Regions from separate parts of the Homo sapiens genome. Here region 2 is linked to region 1. Evidence: chromatin loops called from intact Hi-C (ENCODE). Cell type or tissue: Calu3. All regions are shown on one strand. Links, peaks and the distances in the headings refer to the core of each region. The heading gives the core; the rest is flanking DNA.

What was found. A loop is a pair of places that touch in the nucleus more often than their neighbours do. Peaks named below come from ENCODE experiments on the same cell type or tissue, not always from the same donor. Only the 100,000 strongest peaks of a DNase experiment are listed, where the experiment ranks them.
Region 2: a loop joins it to region 1, with 2.4 times the contacts of the local background. A loop is called at or near these places in 4 of 110 quality-filtered maps.

The regions. Positions count from the first base shown.
Region 1 is chr3:50,367,017-50,375,823 of GRCh38, forward strand. CACNA2D2 (calcium voltage-gated channel auxiliary subunit alpha2delta 2) reads right to left here. Exons shown (of 38, transcript NM_006030.4): 20 at 8,793-8,807; 21 at 8,628-8,689; 22 at 7,721-7,797; 23 at 3,304-3,364; 24 at 1,122-1,219; 25 at 796-886; 26 at 626-688; 27 at 378-481; 28 at 1-93. LOC127898564 (CYB561D2-LOC101928965) reads left to right here. Exons shown (of 5, transcript NR_183066.1): 5 at 780-1,181. LOC101928965 (a long non-coding RNA gene) reads left to right here. Exons shown (of 4, transcript NR_183065.1): 3 at 421-505; 4 at 780-1,181. Among named protein-coding and RNA genes, the nearest start is that of TMEM115, 12 kb to the left of the region's middle. RefSeq lists enhancers at 4,255-4,786, 5,509-5,678. In Calu3, for the core only: no CTCF peak of the experiment used is centred there; a DNase peak (open chromatin) is centred at 3,765.
Region 2 is chr3:50,423,841-50,432,647 of GRCh38, forward strand. The region is part of intron 3 of CACNA2D2 (calcium voltage-gated channel auxiliary subunit alpha2delta 2); the gene reads right to left. Among named protein-coding and RNA genes, the nearest start is that of TMEM115, 69 kb to the left of the region's middle. RefSeq lists enhancers at 82-626, 8,141-8,721, 8,722-8,807. In Calu3, for the core only: no CTCF peak of the experiment used is centred there; a DNase peak (open chromatin) is centred at 4,381.

The DNA of each region.
Region 1 (8,807 bases), core at 454-8,453:
GCCTCAGTGTGCGCCTGCCTAGGCTGAGCTCCACAGCTGTGCTGACGAGGATGCCCACAGTGTCATTCTCCAGCTCCAGCGGCCTTAACAGGGCTGGGGGTTGGGTGGGGAAGTCAGGAGTGGGGTCTGGCGGCCACACTGACCACTCTATGCTGGGTCCTACAAACCCAGCAGTCCAATCCCGGGATGACTCCAGCCCAAGCACCCAGCACTCAGGACAGTGTTTGGCACAGTCTATCCCTCTTTTCACGTCTGCCCTGGCCTCAGCCAGCCTTGTGTTGGAGAGGGGCCTCAGACAGCAGAGCCCAGTTCTGGCTGAGCAGACAGGGAAGCTGAGGCTCCCTGCCTGCTGCTGGGCACACTGCGGGGACACTCACCATCCTGGTGTGGGGGCTTGAAGACATAACCGTGGTTATCCAGGCTGCGGCGGTAGAAGCTGGCATTGAAGGGCTCAGGGTTCTCTGTCCAGTCCTCAGCTGCCCTGGAGCACCCAAGAGGCAGACTGGTAGGTAAGGGGTGGCTTGTCGGGGACAGTGGTCTCCACAGATGCAAGGAGGCCTCTGGGCAGAACAGATGCAGGTTCCCTGGCAGGGGCAGGGTTTGGGTAGTGGGATAGGTCACTTACTTGTTGGGGAAGACTCGGGTGATGCCACCGTCTGTGGCAGCGAACACGGCCAGTAGGCTGTACCTGGGGGTAGCAGGGGGGTGGGGTCACAGGCCTGCCTTCTGCTGGGCAGGTCCAGGGCCTCTGGGCCCATCCTAGCCTTCTGCCCCCACAGGCTGGGTGATGCCTACGTGTTGAGATCCTGGTCCCTCCACACACGCTCTACCAGCTGCTGCGTGATGCCCGTGTCCAAGATCAGGTTGTGCAGAAGGAAGTTGTTGCCTGGAACAGGAGGGGAGGGGTGGGGGTGGGGGCATCTTCTTGCAGCTCCTTGCCCACCCTCACCCCCACCCTTAAGGCTCCACCAGGAGCCTCCTCCATGACCTGGCCCTGGCCCAGGCCCAGCCCTTAGCTTGTGCCTGCTTATTTCCACACCTGCCCGGCCTCTGGGTTCCTCTGGGCTGGCCCCATGCTGCCTGGGCACTGCCCAGAGCCAGCTGCCCTGCCAGGCACTCACACTGCTTGGAGTCTGGAGTCACTTTCTCCATGAGCTCAATAAAGTTTTTCAGGAACTCGGTGTTGTTGTCTGAGGCATTCAGGTCCTTGCAGTACTCTCTAGGGATGGGGAGGGGCAAGAAGAGTGGGCTTGGGGGGCTGGACAGGGCAATGGGGTCAAGGCTTCCCAACAGGCCCACTTGGCCATTCACTGAGAAGCCTGGGCCTCAGGGAGGGGCACATGGGTTCTTCCTGGCTGCAGCTGCTACATGCCTGGCAGGCTGCTCGGGTCTGAGTCGGGGCAGAGCTGACACAAGAATGAGGGTCTACTTTCTCCATTCGGGCAGCTGCTTTCTCCTGGGCATGGCTCCGCAGAGCCTCCCGTCTCTCCGGTGTAGCTGGACCCAGATAGTGCACCTGAAAGGCCCCAGGAAATGCCTGGCGGCCTGCTCATCCACGTGTATGCCCTAGAGCATTCCCATGGGCACCAGATGGGACCCAAGTACAAGCACTGGCTTTTTGTCAGCCTAAGACCTCACCCTGCCTCTTCCTGGCTGTGTGCCGTTAGGTAACTCACTCACGCTCTCTGACCCTCGCTTTTTTCATCATAGCACAGAGGGTGTCAGAAAGTCAGTGGGAACATGTGGGTCCTCCGACTGGCTGTTCCCTCTGCCTGGAATGCTCCTCCCCTCAAGACCCTCACTGCATTCAGGCTCTGGGTCCAGAGAACATGGGGCTGTGGGGCGTGAGGGGGTCTGCTTGGGGCTTGCTGCCTAGGAAGTCTTGGGAGCAATCCCTCTACCCTGATAGGTGGAGCTCTCTCTCGCTCGACCCCTCATTCATACCTCTGCCACCAGGGACCGCTTCATTGTCCCATATGGCACTAACTGTGGGGCTTTTGAACGTGTGCCACTTCCCCAAGCTGTGGTAGGGCTCATGGCTTGGTAAGGGCACATGGAACTGGGTCTCAGGCCCCACTCTCTCCTTGGCCCCCAGGGCCTTTGTGCAGTGTACAGCCTGCACCTCTGTGCCTAGAGGCCACATTGGACACACCCAGGGTGACACCCACACGACTGTGCTTGAGATACACCAAGTCACTTGCAGTCTCTCCTGTATACACAGTATGCACGTGCACATTTGTGAGGTACTTCATTCACTCACCCTCCACGTATTTATTGAGCTCTTCTGAGCCACAGACACAGAGATGACAAAAACGAATAGGGTCCCTGCCTTCAAGAGAGCTTCCTCAGGGTCATGTGGGCCACATAGGTCTTTTCACACCTTCCCACATTCACTAACACACAGAGCCACCCCCACATTTATGCTCAGACTCTTACATATGTACATGGTGACTCACAAATACACACATCTACAGAGAGAGTCACAGAGAAACTGGGTGCATGCACATACGTGCACACACGAAGGTGAGGCATGTCCAGAGCCCCCGTGTGCTGCCTTCCAGTGCCCCTGGGTCTCTTGTCAGCTGCATCCACCCACCTGCCCTCATCCCAAGCCTGGGTCATGGAAGGGCTTCAGCACCCAGGGGACCCGGCCTCCCCAGACATGGGCCAAAGGCAGACGGTGTGTACATGAGAACGTGTGTGTGCACACTGAGCGTGCACTCCGGGATGGTCCAGGCCTGGGCTTGCTCGGGGCCCCGTCTCCTCATCTGATGGAGCAGCTCCTCAAAGCCCCCACTCTCCTCCCCCAACCCCCCAAGTGAAGTACCACGCCTAGACCCGGCACTGCCGACAGGGGCTCTGGCTGGCTCGGCCCCCAGACCCACACGAACACCGACTGACACAGGACAACGATGGGGTGCGGGGTTGGGGGGATGGGCAGGACACCACAAACCAGAGCAGCAGCTGCCTGGCGAGGGGTGGGCATGCCACAGACAGCCACCCCAGGGCGGAAAGGGCTCCTGCCTGGTTGCCTGGGAGGGCAGGGAAAGTCAGCAGATGAGTCTGGAGCCCTCCTGCCCCGGCCTGGTGGGAGCTAGGGCCGTGAGGCAGCTGGCCACTGCTGCCTGGTGCGGTACATGGCCTGGGTATGCACACAGCCGCGCATACCGGGCGATGTATGGGGGCCGGGGGATGACACTGCACAGGACACAGACACACAGAGCTCCAGGCAGCAGTGCAGGAGGTGGGGCCGGGGCGGTCAGGGTAGGGGAGGACACCTCAGCAAGGCCACACGCAAGCTACCTGGGAGCAATGAAAACGTGTCCTTCAGACTCAAAGCTGCTGGGGAGCAGGAACTCAAAATCTGCAACAGAAACGGGGGGTTATCCGGCGGGGGCTGGGGAGGCTGGAGGCCGGGGGGCTCAGAGCTGACGGGGCTGGAAGGACAGGGGAGAGGGGGGCTGGAGGGAGGGGGAGACACCAGCAAAGAGGAAACCCGCCATTTCCACGTCCAGGAGCCAGAGAGAAGGGACGGGCAGGGAGGGTGGAGGGCCTGTGGAGACTACAGCATCGCAGGAGGAGGGCAGTTATAGCCAATATGTTGCCCGGGCCTGGTCCTCTGTCGGCAGTGAGTCCCTTGGCGTGGCTGTATATGCTTCCATACGGCTGTATAGCACATATACACGGACACACACACACACATATATATACACACACTGCTATATATATGCATGGTCTGGGGGAGGCGCCAGTCTCGCTCTTATCACATCCATAATGGAAAAAACCGCATGCTGAGCTTCCTTTGCCTCCAAAGAGACTTTGAGGAAGGGAATTGGCTTTTGGCTGCGGATTTTTCTCTCTCTTTCTTTGCCGCAGCTGTTTGCGTTTTGGTAGGTCTTGCTTTTGTTCTGTGTCAGGCATCAACATGGCCAAACCGAGGGGGTTTCTCACGGGCACAAACAGTCCAACCAGAGACGGGTCGGGGCAGCTGAGGGTTCACTGCAGTGCATTGTCGGGGCTGGTGGTCCTCCCTGGGCTAGGAGGTGAAGGGAGACCCTCAAAGTGCCAAGGAGTGTTCCCACAGTGTGGGAAGAAAGTCTGAGGAGCTGGAAGGAGGACAGGGGTGCTGCTGGAAACTGTACCTGCTTCCCTTGGCTAAGGGCGTGGAGACGGGCTGGGTCTCCACCCTTCCTAAAACCTGTCTGGGCTCCAGGCAGCCATGGGGGATGCTAGGGCTCCAGAGAGGGCATAGGGCTGCTGTTGAGGCATCCCCAGTTGGGCCTGTGCCCTGGGCTTATGAGCTGTGCATGTGTGGGTGAGTGAGCATGCATGTGTGTGTGTGTGTGTGTGTGTGCCTAAGTGTGAGTATCTCTGTATGGGTTTGAGAGTGAACCTGAGGATGTGGCCGCTGGGGCTCCTCTGTGGCCTCTCCCTGCCCAGCTGGACTGGCCACCTTGCTGGTCTGCACCTGGGAGGGGTCCCTCTGCTCTTGGCCTGTCTCACTGTGGGTGGTCCACCTTCTTAGCCTGTCTCCACTTCTGAGCTCTCTTTTGCTCCCAGGGCTTTAATTGTATAGAAGACAGATTGTCCCTGATACCAAATACTCCCACAATGCACTGCAAGATTCTGGGGAAGGGGGCACTTGGGGTGCTTGGAGGGGCTGGGCAGTCACTGGTTGGACTGTTCCTTTCTGATAGGACTGTGAGGCAGGGTTTGGACACAAGCCGATGGGGAAGGGGTTGGGGGGAAGAGGAGAAGGAGGAAAAAGAAAAAGGAGGGCGAAGGAGCAGGGAAGGAGACTATGCTATGTTGTCATTGTTACTAGGGCCCTGCATTTCTGGGGTCACTGGGTGGGATGTGCGGGGGTGGGGAGAAAAAGACAACTCAAGCCAGTGGGAGTAGGGCACATCCCCCACCCCCGCCCTGGCCACTGGAGGTGGCTCTGATCCCTTTATCCCCTTTGCTGGACTAGGCTGGACAGGGCCCCTAGGGCTTCTTGGGTGCCCCTGCTTCCAGGTCATGGGGACATCCTCTTGTGGCTCTCCATGCCCCATCTGCCCAGGGATTCCCTGGGAGAGGTGGCTCTCTGAGACCTTTGTAATGCTGTCCTCTCTCACTCCCCTTACTCTCTGCCAGGGTCTAGGGGTTCACTACCCACTCTTCCAGAAGTCTCCTTGGCTTAGGCACCCCAGTGTGCCAGAACCCTTCCTTTCATACCCAGCCTGATTTCCTCCAAACACCTTTGCTGGCTCTTGGGGTCTAAACAGATCCCATTCCATCCCTGTCCAGGCCCCTGGTCCCCAAATCTGGTTTTATTTCCCCAGGGAAACACCTTTTCCATACTGCCAAGCCACCCCGGGGCTCAGCAAAGCCTCTGGAAGCAGCGGGCCGGCAGGACACGGGGACATCAGCACCTGTGTCAGTGCCCAGGAGGCGCGGGTCAGCCCTGCTCTTCAATGGCTGGGGCCTGCCCTATGCTGCCCTTTGGCCCCAGCATCAGGGCGTGAGGCTTCTGAGCCTTCTGCCTCCCTTCTTGGAGGGCTGCCAGCTTCTGAAGCTACTGCCAGAGATCAGAGGAGGGAGAGCTACCTCAGAGTAGGCCTTGTGGGCTGGCCCCTTCCCACAGCTTCACATGAGCCCCACTAGGGGCTGATCTACCCCCTGCATCTCAGGCCTCCAGCCCTGCTGAGTGGGAGGTGGTGGAGAAGCGTCCAGACTGTCCCTACTGTTGAGTTGTCTTAGAGGGACAGAGAAGGTGGGGGAGGCAGGGGCCTCCCCAGAGAGAGTGAGGGGTCCAAGGAAAGGGTTGTGGGCCCTGAGAACACGCCGGAGAACACCCTGCAGGCAGGGCCAGGGGCACAGGCCACTGGCTCTCATAGGGGCTTAGGAATCAGAGGAAAGGCAAGAACTAGAGGAGCCAAGGGGAAGCTGGGAGGGGGCCCTGGAGAGCAGGGGTTTGGCTGGTCCTGGGCAGGGAGGGGGGCAAGCAGGGGCGTGAGGATGGGAGGGGTGGGAAGAGGAGGGTGCACTGGTTCTGAATATACTTGCCCTTCAGTTTGCTGATTGGCACTGGGACAGTCCACCAAGAGAGAAAGCGAGGAAAACAAAAACAACACAAACACAAAAACAAACGAAAAGGGGGAGGGAAAGGGGAGGGGCACAAACAATATTTTATTCAATGGCTGTTTGAATGAAAATATTGTGTCTCATCATCATACCGAAAGGAAACTTCTTGCAAAAAACGACATGAGAGAGAAAGAGAGAGCAAGAAAACTCAAAGGAGATGAGCCCCCAGTCGGCCAGGCAGGTGGGGGGCGCCCGGTGGGGCCGGAGCCCCAGCCTCCCTCCCAGTGACCTCGGGCGTGGTGGGCAGGCAGGGCCACAGGCTCTAGAGACTCTCTCAGGAGAGGCCCAGGATGAGCAGGGCATGCAGGGGTGAGCCACAGGCAGAGGAGTGGGAGAGGCAGGGGAGGAAGGAGGGGGGCCAGGGAGAAAGCAGGGAGGGGGAGGGAGGAGGGGGATGGGGAATGAAGGAGGGAAGAAAGAAGGTGAGGAGGGAGCCAGGGGGCAGAGCGGAGGGAGTGTGGGGAGTGGGACTGAAGGGGGGGGGGTGCTGGGGTGGGGAGAGCGGGAGGGAGGGAGAGTGAGAGAGAGAGATGGAGGAGGTGAGCAGGAGAAAGAGGGAGATAGAGGAGATGCAGGGAGAAGAGGAGGGAGAGAGGGAAGAAGAGAGGACAGTGCGTAAGGGAGGGAGGTTGGATGCAGAGGGGAGAGAGGTAGGAAGTGAGAGGAGAAGGATGAGAGGGTAAGTGGGAACTGAGTGAGGATGGATGAGGAAAGAATGGAGAGGAGGGGGCAGAGAGAGAGAGAGGCACCATGGGAAGGGGGCACCACAGGGGTAGAGAGCTGAACAGGAAGAGAGAGGAAAGAGGGGAGGGGAGGGAGAAAGAGGGGAGGGGAAGGGAAAAGGGGGGAGGGGAGGGGGGAGGAGGGGAGGGGAAGGACTGGAGGGAGAGGAGGGGAGGGGAAAGAGGGGGAGGAGAAGGGGAGGAAGGGAGAGGGAGGAGGGGAGGGGGAGGAGGAGAGGGGAGGTGGGATTGGGGAGGAGGTAAGGGGAAGGAGGAAGGAATTGAAGGGAGGGGGAATAGGTGAAGGGAAGGGAGAGGAGGTGGAGGGAGGAAAGGGGAGGGGGGAAGGTGAGGGGAGGGGGGATGGTGAGGGTGGGGGGAAGGGGAGGGGGAAGGAAAAGGGGAAAGGGAAGGGGAGGGGAAAGGGGAGAGGAGAGGGACAGGAGGAGGGGGAGGAGAAAGGGGAGGGTAGGGGGAGGAGGAGGGGGAAGGGGAGGGGAGGGGAAGGGGAGTGGAGGTGGGTGGGGAGGGGAGGGGGAAGGTAAGGGGAGGGGGTGTCTTCCAAGAATGCAGCCCCCAGGAGTGTGTGGGGCAGGCAGGCTAAGGAGGGAAGACACGGAGTAGGAGAAACCAAAAACAGCAACCTCAACAGAAACCATGAAAGAATGGTCTGGAACCGAATCTGAGAAAAGGCAAGCATGCAGATTTCCACAGACTTTCGAGGTGCCCCAGCCTGCGGGCACCTGAGGGTGGGCAGACTGGGCAGGAGGGACTGCCTCGCCGGCAAGCGGCGCTGGCTATGCTGCCTGGGGCCGGCCAGGGTGCGGGGCAGAGGCAGGGTGCAGGGCGCAGGCAGGGGCCGGGCCACTTACACTTGACCTGCAGGATCTGGTCACTGAGATTGGCTTGGAGGTAGAAGGTGCTGTAGGGTGGGAGCACCAGCCCCAGGCTGAGGGGGGAGAAGCTCGGGTCACGGCTGGGGGGAGGCGGGCCACACTGGCACCCCCTCCCCATGGCCTTGGAGCTGGGCAGAGGCCCCAGCTGCAGCATCCCCTCCTCCCACCACCAGGGACCCCTCTCCCCGCTTAGCTGCAGGAGGTTCATGGTCTAGGGGCCGGCACCCTGGAGGCTCTCCACTTCTCAAACTCTCCTGGGGGCCACCGGGCAACCAGCCCCAAAGCAAATCCCCACACCATCTCCCCTCCCAGCAGCCTCTCACAACAGCCCCCTGCCCAGCCAACCTCCCTCTGACCCACAAGGGGCAGACGCTGCCGTGAGCTGGCTGCAATGCCAGTGTTGCCGTGGGAGTGGGGTCACCAGCCCCCAGATACTCAAAGCCAGCAGAAAGCAGGGCTGGCGCAGATATGGTGGGGGCAGGGGGTGGCAGTTGTGGGCTGGCATGGGCTGTGAGGATGCCCCGGCATTTCAGGATGGACTAGCTGTGTGGGGCAGGCAGAGGTCAGCCTGCACTGACCCAGCCTGACACACAAGGGACCTCCTCTGCCCTGAGACTGTGAGGCAGGCTGACAGCATGCCAAGGGCAGTATCCTGGGATGAGGAGACTTTGGATGACTGTGCTGTGCTCTCAGACCTGCTGCTTGTTCCTTAAAAGCCAGGGAGTCTCTTGGCAGACTAAGCATCTCAGGGTGAGTAGTGAGCAGCCCTGGCCACTGGTGCCCCACTGGGATGGTGGTCACAGTGGGAGAGGGAGGGGACAGCTGGGCTCAGATTCTGGGGCCACCCCACCCTCTCTGCCCGCCCAGCCCTGGCCTCACTTACCTGTAGTTAGTGCTCCTTATAGGCACCCAGGTGTAGTTCCGTGTCACCTCATCTATGTACCTCTGGGAGAGGAGGCTGGGTCAGGTACTTGGGCTAGCAGGCAGGGGGCGCTGGGGTAGAAGGGTGCCCACCCTGACTCCCTGGCCCCCAGCCCTGCCTCCTTACCTCATCCAGGGACTT
Region 2 (8,807 bases), core at 585-8,584, 57 kb after region 1:
GAGGTGGGGACAGGGCCCTTGACAAGGCCCCCAAAGAGGGGAAGGCTGGCAGGAGGCCCTGCAGCCCAGGATTGTTCTACACACGGGGCGGAGCTAAAGGAGGACAGATCCATCTGTCTGCGGGGCCTGCCCCACGCAATACCCCCAGAAGCATCCCTCCCTGGACTGGTGTCACCAAAGCCTGGGCATAAACTCTGATGACAGATCTGTGCGGCCATACCTGTTCCAACTGTACTGGTAGGGAAACTGAGGCTCACAGAGTGTGAGGTTTGCCAAGGGCTCAGTGCTGCTCAAGTGTGAGTGGGGGATGCAGCACAGGGTGTGTGAGGGCTTTGCTTCTTGGCTACCTTCTATGCTCTGGTTCTGGTCATGGGCACCCCGTGCCATGCTGCACCTGCCTAAGAGGGACCCTTGGCCACAGGTTCTTTTTTGGGGCAGTGCAAGGTCTGGACTGTGTGGGATGTGGTCCCTGGATGGGGTCTCGGCTAGACCCCAGGGAGCCCCGTGTACCCCAGGGAGACTGGCCTCACACTGCATCTGCACATGTGCTCTGTGGAGCCTGCCAGTGGGCAAGACCCTCTGCCACTGCATGCATGCACCCCAACACACACGCACGCGCTCTCCACCTCAGGACCTTGGGCCTTCTTGCTCCCTTATTCTCCCTTGCCTAGCTAAATCCTCCCTCCTCCCAGGTCCCCTAGGCCTGGTCAAGTATCCCCATGGGCTTGCCCCATGGCTCCACCCTTTGTGGTATGCATCACTGCCATCTTCAGCAGACTGCACTCCTCAAGGGAGGGGCCTAGCAGGTCTATTCGTGCTGTCCCCGTACCTGGTAACCTACTACGATGCCAGCACACAGCAAGGGCCAGTGCTCAGTAAACAGAAGCTGAAGCAACGGAACCTGAGGCACCCAGTATCCCAGGACAGGAGGAGCCAGGGTCAAGGTGGAGTCTCTTCCAGGAAAACCTCAGGTGCCCCTGCCCGGGTCACCATGGCACCTGGAGCCAGTGAAACCTCAGGGGTTAGCTTGGGGAAGACAGCTGAGGGTCTAGGAGGGTCCCGAGGGCCTTCTTGCCACCCTATCCCCCTACCTGGGTCTGTGGCACTGGCCTTCCCCAGCAGCACCCCTGTAAGCCAAGGTACCTCCCACAGGTACCCACTGCCACAGAGAGGCATCGCTCGCTATGTATTTTAAGGCACAGAAAGTGGGGCCAGAGAAGTGACTGGCCGCTCCCAGGGCCATGCTTCCACAGGGCCAAGCTTGTGGATATGCAGCTACCACCCCAGAACTCAGGCGTAGAACCCTGTGCCCTGCCTCTGTCACCCCCACACACCCTCTCCCCTGCAGTGGAAACTGATGCCCAGGCCAAACCTTCCAGGTTCCCCTCCCAGCCCCCAGTACTCCCATCTCAGCAGATTCAGCCTGAGTCAGTTCTGCTCACTCTCACTGCTAAGCCAGTGCCCAGGCTGGGAACTCTACTAAGATGCCTTCCTTCTTCCTTTCTTCTATCTTTGGAAATTCCACCTGCCTTCCAAGGCTCAGCTCAAATGCTACCTCCTCCAGGCTGTCTTCTTAGACTTGCCTGTCCCATGTTAGCTGCTCTGCACATTGGGACCCCACAGCCTGTTCCCCATCTCCTTGAAGTCTGGGCCCGAGGGCAGGGATCATCCTGGCCACCGGCTCGCCCTTCCTCACATGCACCTACCCTCCCCCAGCCTCGCACACCAGGATTTCAGAACGAAGGGCCAGACACTATTAAAACTCAATTAAAATTCTTACTTCTCTGATCCTAAATTAGGCTGGTTTGTCCCTGTGGCACCTGCAGGCCCTTTCCCTCCACCTCTTTGCATCTGCTCCCTTCGCCACCTGGGACCCCCGGAGAAGTGGGCACCATCAGGGGATCCTCCCTCTACGCAGGCCTTCTCTGGGGAGTGGAGACACATACATCTCCCTCCCTGGGGTTCATTTTCTCCATTCAACGGACTCTCATCTCCCTGTCCTGGATTCCTCTCCTCTGGTGGTGAGGTGCAAGGGTATTAAAAAGGAAACTCGGGGCAACAGCTCCCAGCCTGCACTTGGAGCCTTCTCTGAGTGGGACTGGCCATCCTCTCCAGCTGCTCCCCAGCAACCCCCAGTCGAGGTCCTGCCTCTAGGCCCTTGCTCATGCTCTGCCCTCCACCCGGCTTTCTCACCTTCCCTTCCTCCCCTGGCCTTCCCCTTTGCCCCAGTCAGCACCACTCTACTTCCTCCCAATCCCTGGGAGCTCTGGGAGGGCAGGTACACAGGCTCAGGAGCCAGGGTAAGCAAGGGGAACTGTGACGTTGCCTCACCCAGGCAGTGACCAGGGTTGACATCTAGTCTCCGACTCTGTTTTCTCATCTGTAAAACGGGCATTCTGCCCCACAGCAAGTAGAGACTGGAATCACACAAGGCCTAGGGCCAGGCTGGGGCAGCAGAGGTTTGCTGAATGACTGAGTGAGCAAGTGAAAGCCAGGGAGGCTGCATGGCACTCCCAGGGGAGGCACCTGGCATCAAAAGCAAGGCCGTAGGGTGGGACAGGCTCTTGCAGTGAGAGCTGGGCCTGGGGCAGCTCAGCCAAGGTGTCCCCACAGGAGGTGGGGTGACACCAGTCAGGACACCCAAGGTGTTGAGCTTCCAGGCCCGACACATGCCTGCAGTCAATCCCTTCCTCTGAACTTCAGCCACTAGGGAGAATTCGGTGGCTGGGTACAGGTGGTGGGGCTGACCCATCAGGCTCTGTGGGCCTCAGGAGTGTTGCACACCAGCCCCCTAGACCCTTATTTTGACTAGTAGGTGCTAGTCAGGAATGATCACAGCGCTTCTGACCCCTCCTGAGGTCCCTGCATCTTGGAGGAGGTCCCAGGAGAAGGGCCTGCTCCACGGAGCAGTTTCAGGGGCCAGAGAAGCTTAGCCCCAAATCCACAAGTCAACCTTTCCCAAGGCCTGGCAGGCTGGGCCAGGCCCTTGTCTGACCACCACTAGCTCAGGCGGGTGGCTGAAGACAAGAGAATGACTATTTCTCTTGAGGACCCTTGGCCATGTCCCAGCCATGTCCCACCTGCACTGTCTCCCTTGACCTTCCCAGGGAGACCAGCTCCCAGCTGGAGGCCTTCAAGGGGTCTCAGGATTCTCGACTGCCAGACAGAGATGCAGGCAGGGGAGGCCGTCCCCACACTCATGTCCAGCTGTTGGGGGTAGCGTCTTTGCCCAAGGCTCACGCTGACCCCAGGGACACTTGGGTTTACCGTCCCTTCCGCAGACATCCAGGCCACCTCGTCCAAGGAGCCCTCTCTGACTCCCATTCCTTGGTGGTCGCTCTGCCACCGCATGCTCCCTGGTTTCTCCTAGCGTTCACCACCAAGTCCCTTCCTTATCTCCTTGCCAGCCAGCTCTTTGGCTGCCTCCCTCTGTAGGCGGAGGGCCCCAAGGGTGCCCACACAATGGGTGTCCAACAGATTCCCAATCCCCAATGCTTCCCCCATCCCTGGGGACCCCCAGCTGGCTCCTGTGGGCGGCAACTTGCCAGGAAGCAGCGGCACTGTTTGGGTGAGGGGAGAATAATCAGCTGTAAACGCCGCAATCAGGGAGAAAAGGCTGCTTGGGCGCTTGGCGCCCACGCGTGCGCCTAATTGGCTCCACGTGTCTGCGGCTCCTTTCCAGAGCAGGAGAGTGGAAGGGTCAAGATCTCTTAATGTTCATAATGGAGGGGAGGCAGAAGCCATCGCCAGCCCCACATAAACACCTTTTAATTGCCCAGAGAAGGGTGGGAGGAGGCAGCCAATGCCACAGGATTTCCTGCCTGTCCATCTACCATTACTGCACCTTTTAGAGCTTCCCTAGTGTGGAGTCAGATCCCAGAGGCTGAGCCCCAGCCACAACCCAGAGCCACAGCGCTGGCAACTGTTCTACAAATGTTCACCAGTTTGCAGAACTCGTGTTCTGTTCCAGGCCAGGCCTTGGCAGTAGGCGACATCCATGGCCTGGTCCTCCAGGGGCCAACCTGTTTGTCTCACCCTCGTCAGTGAATGCACCCGTGGACTCAGCTGAACTGGCCTCCAGCTGCCTCAGTGCCAAACTTTCCCCAACATCTTGCTGCCTCCTCCAGGCAGCCTTCCTGTGACCTCTTTGGACTGAAGGGATCTTTCTCCTGCTGGCCCTTCTGCCTGCACCTCTCCGAGGCCCCCAGTATCTCCCTGCTGTGGCTCTCATGGCTGCATCTCTGTCCCGTTAGGCCAGTGGTTCTCAACTGGGGCAACTTTGCCCCCAGGCAACATTTGGCGGTATTTAGAAATATTTTTGGTCATGACAACTGGGAGAGTGGTGTACTGCTGGCATCTAGTGGGTAGAGGGCAAGGGTGCTGCTGAACATCCCACAGTGCACAAGGCAGCCCCACCGCAAAGCAGGATGCAGCTCAAGATGTCAGCAGTGCCGAGGCTGACGCCCTGCTTTAGATAAGGCTTTAGAAAGGAGGTGGGAGCTGGGTAGGATGGTCTCCTTCCTGACAAAGGGAGCGGTCTGCTGCCCCACAGTCCCTGACTCCCTCCCTGGCTCACACCTCCTGCCCCTCTGAATGCCCAGCCCAGAGCCCAGTTCCTGAACAGACCCGGTCACACTGCCAACAATGCATCACTTTAATTGGGTTAAGTGGCCATTAGCAGCAAAAGCAGGGCGGCTGTGTGCAGAAGGGTTTTTAATTTTACTCTTTAAATGATGCTCATTCCCCAGAGAGGCCACCAATGGTGGGAACAATGCCCACTGGAGCCCCTAGAACCAAGGCCAGAACTGCATGCCGCCCCCTCCCATCCATCTGAGCCTCATGGGGGTGTGGGAGGGGTGCTCAGTGTCTTGTCTTCACTGCCCAAGGAAGAAACTGAGGGGGCAGGGACTTGCCCAAGGTCACTAGGTCATCAGAGAGCAAGCCCCTGTCAGAGGAAACCAGTGTCCCATCTCCTATTCCCTTGACCCTGTCCCACTCTGGACAGCAAACACCACATGGCCACTAATGGTAGCACAGAGGAGGGCAGTGGCTGGGGAGCCATTTGTGGGGTCTGGAGCCCAACTATCTGGATTTAAACCCTGGTTTTGGCCAGGTGCCGTGGCTCACACCTGTAATCCTAGCACTTTGGGAGGCCGAGGCGCGCAGGTTGCCTGAGCCCAGGAGTTCGAGACCAGCCTGCGCAACATAGCGAAACCCCAGCTCTACTAAAACACAAAAAAATAGCCAGGCATGGTGACACACACCTGTAATCCCGGCTACCTGGGAGGCTGAGGCATGAGAATTGCTTGAACTTCGGAGGCAGAGGTTGCAGTGAGCTGAAATCCCACCACTGCGCTCCAGCCTGGGTGACAGAGCAAGACTCTGTCTCCTAAATAAATAAACCCTGGTTTTGCTGTGAGACCTGGAGCAAGTGGCTTAAGCTCTCTGAAGCTCAGTTTCCTCAAAACGTAAAATAGAGAGAGGAGAGTAACCCAGCGACCTGTGTGAGGATTCAGAGCAATACAGAGCATGCAGGCTTATTTCAGGTCCGGCACTTGGTGGGCACTCAGAGGCCAGTAATCCTGGGAAGTAAAGATTTCGACCATTTTCTGGGAAAAATCCTGAACTCTGGCCGGGCGCGGTGGCTCACGCCAGTAATCCCAGCACTTTGGGAGGCCGAGACGGGCGGATCACGAGGTCAGGAGATCGAGACCATCCTAACATGGTGAAACCCCATCTCTACTAAAAATACAAAAAAAAAAAAAAAAAAAAAAAAAAAATTAGCCAGGCGTGGTGGCAGGCACCTGTAGTCCCAGCTACTCGGGAGGCTGAGGCGGAACAATGGCGTGAACCCGGGAGGCGGAGCTTACAGTAAGCCGAGATCATGCCACTGCACTCCAGGCTGGGCGACAGAGTGAGACTCCGTCTCGAAAAAAAAAAAAAATCCCTGAACTCTGAATCTACACAGAATCATCTGTGGCACGTTAAAACATCCTGATGCCCCGCCCCTCCACCCCTGCTGACCCCCCGAGAATCTGATGCGCTTGATCTGAAGCAGAAGCTGGGTGCCATAATTTTAGAAGCTCCTTAGACAATTCCAATGTGCAACCAGGGTTCAGAAATGCTGCACTAAGGCAAAGGTCTGACCCTTAGGACAATGGGAGGGACCTGAGGGGCACAGGCATGTTAGGAGGGGTGCTGGGCTTAAGCCTGGGGCTGGTGTCTCCAGGTGCTAGATTCCTAGCGGGGCCTCCCACCACCTCTGGTTTGTTTGAGGAAGGAGGCAAAAGGGCCTCCCGGAAAGCAGGTTTCTAGCCACCATGTTGATGTCCTTCTGGAACCTGCTCTGGCCTTGCTGTCCTAGCCCTGGGCTTCCCTTTCTCTAGGAACCAAGCCCGCTGAGCCTCGATACCCCTGGCTGTGTCTCTGAGAGGAGGCTGGAATCTCTCCCACTGGGGTCACCCCTCACCTAATCCTGGGCAGTACCTTCCCTTCCCCCATGGCCTCTCCTCTGAGCCACACAGCACAGGATGGTGCTGCAGGGGCACAACCTTCAAGAGATTGTTCACACTGTGGTCTTTACAAGTTGACGCCCCTGGAGTTGTGAAACCAGAAGTGCTGGGCAGGGAGGGTGCTCATGTCCTTATTTCATAGGGGGAGAAACTAAGGCCTGGGACAGCACTGGACTGAGAGTTCCACAAGGGCAGAAACCGGGCCTGTCCTTCATCACTGCACCCCCAGCCCTGAACAGGGCATGGTAAACAGTAGCCATTGGCGGATGTTGGTGAACAGATGGAGGAGGAATGTAATGATGAGGGGGTGGTCTTCCTGAGAGCCAGGCTGTAGACTAGGACCCAGCTGGGAGGGCAGGAGAGTCCTGATTTGGGTCCAAGTCTGCTATAAGAACTTAGGCACCTCCCTATTCCTCCCAGGACTCAAGACTCTGAGAGAGTGGGCCTTAGTTCAGAGGCCCCCATCTCCCTAGGTAGTCAAAGTTCCAAGACAGGTACCCCTCCATGTCTCTGAAGCTGAGGGCCCGGCCTGTTTCCCAGACTTGGGGATGCTGGTTGCTTGCATTGCAAGGCCCCTGATCTGGCCTGCTCCCTCCTGACTCTTGGCCCCAGCAACCACCCTTTGCAGCTTGGAGAAACTCGTTACAAACATCTGATTGTCCCTGATTAGATGAGACAATGAACTTCCGTCCTGTGTTGCTCAGCTCCCTCTTTGCAAGCCCCCAATTAGAATTCCAGCCCAGAGCAAAGGATTTAAATTGGATTACTGGATGGGGTCCAGGGAGAGAGGAACAATGTAGTGGGGGGTGGGGGTCCAGTCCCCCAACAGCCCTCCCTCCATATACACTCAGACTGCAAACAAATGTGAAAAAGGAGAAAGGGACCAGGACTTGATTAAAAGCACATTTAAAACATAATTAAAACCAAAGCTCATCTTCAACAATTAGGACCAAGCAGGGGGAAGGGTGATCCTCCCCCTCCTCTGGGGATATGGGCAGAAGCATCTCGTGTGTCTACAGCCAGGGGTGCTGCAGCAGGAGGAGTTCACTGCCCAGGAGCGCTGGGAGGCCATGAGCTATGGGCTCAGTGCACGCCTCAGGAATAATGTGGGGGAGTCAAGGGGCTGGCTCAGAGTCAGGGAGACCTGAGTTCAAATCTTGGCTCTGCCATATCCTGGCCTGATGCATGGCACCTCTGAGTCCCAGTGTCCCCCTCTGTGAAGCCAAGGTAGCCAGGGCTTCCTTCTCCGGGTTGCTGTGAGAATGATGCATGATAGACTCAGCACACGGTGAGTATCTGTCTGGTCAGTACATGCCTTTCCCCATCATTTCTCATAAAAAATAATTTCTGGGCCAGATGCGGTGGCTCAGGCCTGTAATCCCAGCACTTTGGGAGGCCAAGGTGGGTGGATTACCTGAGGTCAGGAGTTTGAGACCAGCCTAGCCAACATAGTGAAATGCTGTCTCTACTAAAAATACATAAATTAGCTGGGCATGGTGGTGGGCGCCTGTAATCCCAGCTACTTGGGAGGCTAAACCACAAGAATCACTTGAACTCAGGAGATGGAGGTTGCACTGAGCCAATACTGCACCACTATACTCCAGCCTGGGTGACAGAGTGTCTGTCTCAAAAAAAAAAAAAAAAAAAACAAAGAAAGAAAAGAAAATAATTTCTGTTTAGTGCCGACTGTCCCAGGCCATGGCTGGGCTGCAGGTGCAGTGGAAGGGAGAGACATCTGTCTCCCTCACATAGCAGAGTCCAGCAAGGGGGGTGCAGGGAGAGGGTTGGGACCAGGACCTCAGGCCTTTGGCTGCTCCTCCCAAGCTATCGGAGTTGATTGTTCCTTTAGGGGTGGGGGAAGTGGCTTGGAAAGAGACCCCAGCCCTGTGATTCCCAAGGGGCTGGGCAGGAGGCTGGGCCCTGGGCTCCACGCATGGAGGGTGGGTCAGGCGTCTTGTCTCTGCCACCACTCAGCACCCCTGCTGTGCCGGCCTGGCTGAGTGGCAGGCCGAAAGGCCTGAGGGCTGTCCCTTCCCGCATTTATCAGACAGTTCCAACACAAGTTCAGGGCTGGGTGCCCACATTTGTAAACTGGACAGGGGGCAGCAAAGCTAGGAAGTAGTGTGCAAATGAGGGGTCTGGAAGGAAGTGGGGTGGAGACAGGGTCGGAGAACAAGGGAAAGGCAGGAGAAGGGCATCCAGGCACGCCCAGTTCAGAAAGGTGAGAAGGTGGGGCGCGATGCACTGGCTGAGAGAGGCGAGCGTAATGGGCTGCTATCCCTGCAGAAGGCGTGG